Linked DNA regions of Mus musculus: all the other regions are linked to region 3. Evidence: chromatin loops called from intact Hi-C (ENCODE). Cell type or tissue: heart. All regions are shown on one strand. Region 1 holds the start of 1700022H16Rik (RIKEN cDNA 1700022H16 gene). Region 2 has its middle 6.7 kb from the start of Gm38407. Region 3 has its middle 140 kb from the start of Ttc32.

Region 1 (2,500 bases), 400 kb before region 3:
CCACAGATACACAAAAGTGATCTCTTTCTGCTAAGTGGAATTTACTTAATATTTGCGAAGTGTCGCTTTTACAGCAAACTTTCCTGCAACTACTTTGTGGACATCTTGAGGGAAGTCTTCTCATTATCCCCCCCACCCCACCCCATATGCAAGATTGGAACCTTTAAATCTCGAGGGGAGGGGATTTAGCTTTACCCGTGTGCTCATTGAGATGATGAACTGTAATGGCTCAATAGTTCCTCTGGAACCATTATAGTCAATCGGGTCAAAATCCAGCTCGGAGGAGGAGGGGTTAAATTTCAGAGGTAGGCAATGCAGCTTATGTACAAGTTTGAGACCTTACAGCCTCTGAAAATCTACAAGGTAGCCAGGATTTAGAGAACAGAAGCCCGTGGCTAAGGTCGATGTTTATTGTTGTGACAGCGACAGGCAAGTTACGGTCCCCAAACTGAAAGGGAAAGCGAACACCCTTTTCCCAGACGTTTCCCGCATCCTAAGTTCCTTGTGAACGTCTAAGCATCTTCTAATTATTAAACGTCACAACAGGGCATCTACGTGGATATATACCTTTGTCTTTGTTTCTTTTTGAAGGAAACACGAATATACACAAGAGATTGCACGAACTCTGGCCATACTCTCTTCGGTAAAATGAAAAGATAATGACTTGTGCAAAATATGGGCGAAGGGCATAGTAGAGCTTTTTAAAATGAGTGATTAGAATCATTTTTGACACACAAACACCTGCGCTCTGGTGGAACTGAAATGTTCTTTCCTCCAAGGTGGGAAGTGAGCACATCAGAAAAGACCCAGTGTCTTACAAAGCAAGAGAAGATGGAGAAAAGTTGTTGCAGTTGAGCTGTGTGCAGTTGGGATGGAACCCTGGATTAGAATCACCTACCACACCCGCAGCGCTGCGTACTGGACCTGCAAGGGGCACCGAAGGAAGGAGTGCTCGAGGTAATTAAACATTTCCAGACACTGGAGGGCTGTTACCTGCACAGCGATTTCCGGCTGGGGGGCTCTGAAAACGTCTGGCTGCGAAGTTTTTAAACCAAGCTCCCCGACGCAATCATGAAGAAAACGCTCCCCCTGCTGGCGAGGAAGCGACATCTCTCAGTTTCCTTTCCTAGAAAAGCCAAGAACTCAGCTATCCCTTTTTTTTTTTATTTTTACCAGAGTGGTTTTCACGGAATTTCCCATTACTCTTTTAAAATCACGTGCACTCTTACTCTTCTAGAAGAAGGGAGAATTCTTCCCCACCCCTTTCGAAGGTTTGTGCATCCTTGCATCAAATCAGACATTTCTGATTTTATTTATTTTAATAATCTGAAGTCTTTAGCATTTTCTGCCTCCAGTGCCTTCTCATCTTGGGAACCACTATGAACAAAGATCTGGGGGGAAGATTTGTGGTTCTCAGGGATGGACTGGGGTGTGTATCTTCTGTCCAGGCACCGTGAGGTGAGGTTACCTCCTTCTTACTCTCTCACCATGGCTCAGTTCTCCCTGGAGCACATTATCCTCCTCACAGGTCTGTTTTGGACTCTGAGGAAGCACAGGAACGGGAAGAGAATCTGTTCCCGTGAACCATTTCCCCTAAATTCTTGAAGCTATTTGTGCTTTAGTCTCTCCTATTTGCATCCCTTTTCATTGTTGACTTCTCCAAAAGTGTTTTAATTGGACCCTCTCTTTTTCTTGTTATCCACACACAGGCTCTCTGACAGAGATCTGGACACAGAAACCCTAAGATTCTCTATGAAAACAAGTCTCTAGACAGTCCCCAAGCTACAAAAGAAACACAAGGTCTAAAAGATCATGGTACTTTACTCCTTGGAGCAAATTATTGAGAAAGTCACACACACACACACACACACACACACACACACACACACACCACTACCAACAGAAACAACAACAGCAACACTGCAGAGATGGACATGCCCTGGAAAGGAAAAGATCAATGCTCTGCCCTGCTCCAGATCAAGAAGATCCATCCTTCCTGGCACCTAGCCTTACCTTTGCCCCACTAAGGAGTAGAGTGTAGCCATGTCTTCCTCATCTTCAACTTTCAGGAAAGGATGCCAAGGGATTTGACCTCAGCTAGATGATTCAGGACACTATCATATGTGCAGCTCTTGCCCCAGTCACTCAAAACCTCAAAGTGCTTAATCTTGGTGCTTCAACAATATTACCTACCCAGTGGAAGGGGACCACGTGCCTGGGTCTCCTTTGTGTTTATGTCAGGGAAACTTCTGTAGGCCATGCTGCCATATTGAGGAGGTGCCAGGCCACCAGAGTGGTGACCCAGGTTAAAGAGAAGCTGCTGCCCTCTGAAACTTGGAAATCATCCTCTCTGGTGCAGTGTTTTACGTGTGGTGTTCCTCCATCAAGAGACTTGAACTTGAATACCAGCTTTGGGTAGATATGGGCATCAGGTTAGAACTGAGAACACTGAATAAGGAAAACTCAGTTCAGTATGTTAACCATCCACAAAAACCAACCA
Region 2 (2,500 bases), 1.3 Mb before region 3:
CGTCTCCTAAATATTTAATTCAGTATTAAATTGCTTTTAAAATAAAATTACTCGGTTTTTCCCCCTGAAACTAAATTGGTTTTGCCTCATAAACACTAAGAAAATGAGGGAAAATTTTAAAAATCATTTTAGTAGTAGCAATGACAAGCTACATGGGGCATTGACTGTAGGCTTATTTTGGCAACCATAATCCTACACATACTCGCTGAATAGCCCTGCATGGCAAACACAGTGTCAGGAATAATACAACAAGATGAAGGAGACTTGGTTCCTGTCCCTTGAAACAGTCTACAAAGGCTGCAGCTCAGGGGAGCTCTCTCTGCACCAGCGTCCTTTTTAGAGAACAAAAAGTTCTCCAGGAAACACTATACAGCGTCTTCCATCCTTGCATCTTCATAATTCACAGTAAAACCTTTTCAGCTGACTTAAGCCTGAAGAGGGGTGGGAGGGGGAAAAAAAGGAAGGAGAGAAAAGAAAAAGAAAAACAAGAACTAAATACATGTGACAATAAATCTGAGATCATAAACCGTGGGATTCCTTCATAATACCACACTCTTCAGAATCAGGCAGTATTTTTCATCTGACACGGATTTAAAGGTAGCTCAAAGAAAACATGGGATTAACTGTAAGTAGTGGGATAGGAACCACGAGCCAAGCTTGCAAATAAACACATCAGAGACTTGGTCTAAAAAAAGGCAGAACACAAATAACGTCCTCTTGATGTGCCTACAGTTTCGTTCAACTGTTCCCAGGTCATGAACTAATTTGCCAAAAAAGAGGTTAACTCCAGTGCAGCAGGCAGCATTTGAGGAAACAGGTTTTGTGCATACTGCCTGTGGAGTCAGGCCACTGGAAGCCCTGCCTATGTAATGGCTCTCAGATGAGCACTTTTAAACACTCTTTTGTGTATGTGAATGGATACAAGGGGCTTTAGGACACTGCAGACTAAGGTCCTTAACAAATGTGGGCTTGGCTTGTTCCCAAATGGATGTCTCCCGAATTAGCCTAAATAAATTGAGGGCTTGAATGACCTTGGGCAATGTACTCCGCCCCCCTCCCTTCAAGTGAGGTGTCCTTCGTATAAAACAAGGGATTGGGATGGGTTGATCTTTCAATTCTCTCCCAGGATCCAAAGGCCTGTCCCTAAAGATTCAACACAGGAAAGCTGACCTCTGCCCCTCGCAGCTTCCAGCTGAAGGAGAACAGAAAAGTAGCCAAAGCCCAGGGAGCGCAGCAGGAGGGTGATTTCCAGCTCCGCTAATCTTCCAGAACTCCAGGGCTCGGAGTCACTGGAGGGTGAACAGCAGCGTTATATCATTTCCAGGCAAGGCCCGTGGTTTCCCCATTTCATCATTTGCTGCCACTGATCTAGCTCTTCTAGCGTCCTGACTTCTAACATGCATAGTAAATGGGTTTTTTTCTTGGGGACTTGACGGCGCATGCACATTCCCAGGCTTTGCTTTCCACCATTGTCAGTGAATAGGTTTAGAATGACCAGCACCTAGCTGGGCTTAATGATCACCCAAGAAATCAAATGCAGCAGCAGCTTATGGGGACCACCCACTTAACTGCCCAAGAGCCTAGGTTGTCCTCACAACATGAGCACTAGGAACCAGAGACCCATGTGATTTTGCAGTGTAACAGAGGACACACAAAAGAAGCGGCTAGGCATTAGATCAAAAACCTAACACAAATAAAAGTGAATGAATACATGAACCAAACACATAGAACGGGGAGGTCGTTATCACTGAACTGCCAGCCACGGAACTTAGTGGTGGTGGTGGTGACCTTTTTCAACATGGAAGGAAAAGCTCGAGTCAGTGTGAGACACAACCTAAAATAGGCTCTAAATCTGGGTTTCCAGTTGGACACCAGAAGCAGTAGAATTCATGAACGGGGATGTCTCTTCTCTAGTGAACACAGCTGGACAGAGGGAGTCCCTAAGCCTCAAGTATATTTTAAGCTGCATCTCTCAAAATGTCAAAAGTGGGATTAAAGTGTAAATGATTGTCAATTCATTCCTTCTCTCCTGGTACTATGCTGTTACAGGCGGATTCTGGTTTATGGGGAGGGGAAAGGTGGGATGGTCTTCCAGTGTAACCGAATAGAGCACAGAGGGAATGAGGAGTCCCAGTGTGTCTTGGGGGAGGGGAGCAGTTCACAGGCTGCTACTTTTTTGTGACATAGCTTTTATGGGGGGAGAGCCAGAATATTAAGCTCATTGCTTCCAGATGGAAAGGTTGGACAAAACAGAGGTCTTGGCTCTGAAAGCCTGGACGCAGTGGTGCGATATGGACCTGACATATTGAAGTAATCGAGATAGAAGATCTGGCTTTAGCCAAGGCTGTCAGATAGATACTTTTTAAAACATTACATGGTTTGTAACAAGGTATTGTGTATCCTCCCAGCAACCCTGCCGCCTTAGTCTCTGGGAAGGAGGTGGGGGGAAAGTGTGCTTATTTTGCTTGAGTTACTAAAGCTCCTTTTATATAGGAGGAAT
Region 3 (2,500 bases):
GGGAGATTCCTCAGTGGGGAAGAGTATTTGCTGCATATGCACGAGGCCTTGCACTCTATCCCCAGCACCTAATATTCAAAGCTGGGCATCACTACACACACACTTATAACCCCAGGGCTGAGAGAAGCTGAGATAGACTGTTCCCCAGAGTGTTGGCCAGACATTGTAGCTAAAACAGCATGCCCCAAGTTCCCCAAGTCTGGGGACTTGTCTTGAGAAATTACAGTATAGAGTAATAGACTAAGATAGCTGATGTCCTCCGTGTGTGCACATAGGCACACATACATGCACACAGAGGGAGGAAGGGAGGGACTCAGGGAGGGAGCCAGGAAGCCAGAGATCCAGGGAGCCAGGGAGCCAGGGAGCCAGGGAGGGAGAGGGGAGAGATGGTCTTATAGAGCCTTCTCATCTGCAGGGTGGACACCAATTTTTATTGCCTGCACAAGCACCCCCAAGAGGCTAGGAGACAGGTACAGTGAACATATGGACACAGGCCAACAGCACTGAACACCAGCTTAAGCTGTGAGAAGCCCTGAGCACTCATCTCCAAATCCCTGGAGAGCCACTCAGGAAGGAAGCTGCACTCATCCCCACCTCTGGGGTCCCAAGACACTGAAAGATGGCGGCACACAAAATTGTTGTTCTCCAAAGCCACAGGGATACTTCCTGTCAGTTCTCATAATTGAGTATTACAGTATTTAAATTACAAATTGAGGCTTATTTTTACAGGTGTCATTTTAAATATAACACGAAATTTCTTGACATCACATCAGCCCCTCCACACAAACAGCTGCACTAAGCTGCCTGCATGTGGAAGGCACATGGCCGAAGAGGGTTGTGTTACAGCATGCTTTGCATAAGCGCAGGCATGGCGTGTGTGCATGGGAGGGAGGGAGATAGGGGTGAGGGTCATATGACTGATCAAGAGTGTGTGAGCATGCACAACACCGGGAGTAGGTATAAGTGGATGTCGAACTGTGTGCAGCAGTGAACACATGGAGCCTACGTGGATAAAGGTGTAGGGTGCCTGAGAGTCAGAATCATGTTCAAACCCATTGCTGGAGGATCCAGCCCCACTGGATTTAATTGCACAGGGGACAATCGGTAGAAACTGGCTGGTCTCTGTCTCCCTCAGCTAACCATAAGGCTCAGCATCTGGGCCAGCTCCTCCACAGGGTAGAGGGGCTGCTATCACCACCCAAGGCAGTGCTACAGTGCCCTCTAGTGGACACTGTCCCTACCCCAACCCATAGCCAGACCCAAAAGAGAAAAGACACTTGTTCGTGCCATTCCTGTGGTCAAATCCCAAGAGTGAGTCTATCAGCCACCTTCAAGCACCCACGAAGAGCCTTCCCTGTGACTCCCTCAATTCCCTGAAACAAAGACCCAGGGTAGCTGAAGCCATAGCTTTAATCCTCCATCGGACCTCCAGTCTTTCTTGAACTGGGCCAGTCACAGCCTAAAGTCATCTGGCTTCTTCCTGCTGTGGAGACATCCTTACCTGCAAGAGTCACCCTGTCACCTTCATCTAGAAAAATTCCACCTAACTCCCAATCCTGGAAGAGAGAGGGGCCCTCCAAGTCTTTCTTCAGCGTGCAAGAAGCTCTCCAAGAAACCTCAATGTCTAAGTCTATCTAAGAGTTCCAGAGGCCAAACCTTAGACCAGGAGTCCCCCACTGGGCCCATCATGTAAAAGAAAGAGAGACAACTCTATGGAGTGGGAAAGTTCTCCCTTCATCTCTCATGGAACCAGCTTCAATGGTGTTTGGAGAAAGATAAACAGAGACTAGGGAGGCAGCTCTGTCTAACTCCACCGAATCAATCTTGGCCTGGAAATAGTACTGGAGCAGAGTACTGCATGTAGATGGTAAGTGGGCAGCTCAAATATGGCAACTCCTCTGGAAGGCTATTTATAGAGTGGGAAAGAGGGGTGTGACATAAACAAGGCATAAACCTAACAAAAGAATTCTCTGGGAGTACACTCGAGCAAAATGTTATTCATGGCACTAGCAGGCACCCACCAGGCTAAAGAGCAGTGTGACGCTGCGAGGACAATGGTTGGGCATCAGCCAGGGTCCAGAGGGAAGTGCCACTACCCAACACACTGATGGAGGACATTAATGAGGGGGGGGAGGTTCTTGAAGAGAAAATTGGAGTCATTCAATGGCAGAAAGCCACAGAACCATGGGGAAACAGCCATATCCCAACATCCCTCTTAGAACTAGTGACTACATGTGTCCCAGCAATAAGCCCCGATGCCTCCCACCTCCACCCCAGAACCATTCTATAATGTCCAGCATGTAATCTCCAGCATGAATTTAAAGCCAGCAGCCCAGAATTCACCCCATCCTGCCTCACACAAGATTGAGCTCTGAAAACCAGAACCCTGGGGTTTACTTAAGGAAAGCAGAGGAAACCAGAAGCATGTGCACTGTGTGAATGGGAACAGAATGGTCAGGTGGGCTGGCTGTTCCCCTGTGCTCCAAAGCCACAATCCTAA

What was found. A loop is a pair of places that touch in the nucleus more often than their neighbours do. Peaks named below come from ENCODE experiments on the same cell type or tissue, not always from the same donor. Only the 100,000 strongest peaks of a DNase experiment are listed, where the experiment ranks them.
Region 1: a loop joins it to region 3, with 2.3 times the contacts of the local background. A loop is called at or near these places in 3 of 42 quality-filtered maps.
Region 2: it touches region 3 in a loop (2.5-fold over the local background); 3 of 42 quality-filtered maps call a loop at or near these places.

What each region holds. Positions count from the first base shown.
Region 1 is chr12:9,568,663-9,571,162 of GRCm38, reverse strand. 1700022H16Rik (RIKEN cDNA 1700022H16 gene) reads left to right here and starts at 578. Exons shown (of 4, transcript NR_045488.1): 1 at 578-643; 2 at 780-957. In heart, a CTCF peak has its summit at 1,100 (motif pointing left); a DNase peak (open chromatin) is centred at 982; H3K4me3 peaks cover 1,129 bases.
Region 2 is chr12:10,438,443-10,440,942 of GRCm38, reverse strand. No RefSeq gene overlaps it. Among named protein-coding and RNA genes, the nearest start is that of Gm38407, 6.7 kb to the left of the region's middle. In heart, no CTCF peak of the experiment used is centred here; DNase peaks (open chromatin) are centred at 1,242 and 2,202; H3K27me3 peaks cover 476 bases.
Region 3 is chr12:9,165,113-9,167,612 of GRCm38, reverse strand. No RefSeq gene overlaps it. Among named protein-coding and RNA genes, the nearest start is that of Ttc32, 140 kb to the right of the region's middle. In heart, a CTCF peak has its summit at 1,226 (motif pointing left); DNase peaks (open chromatin) are centred at 1,212 and 2,032.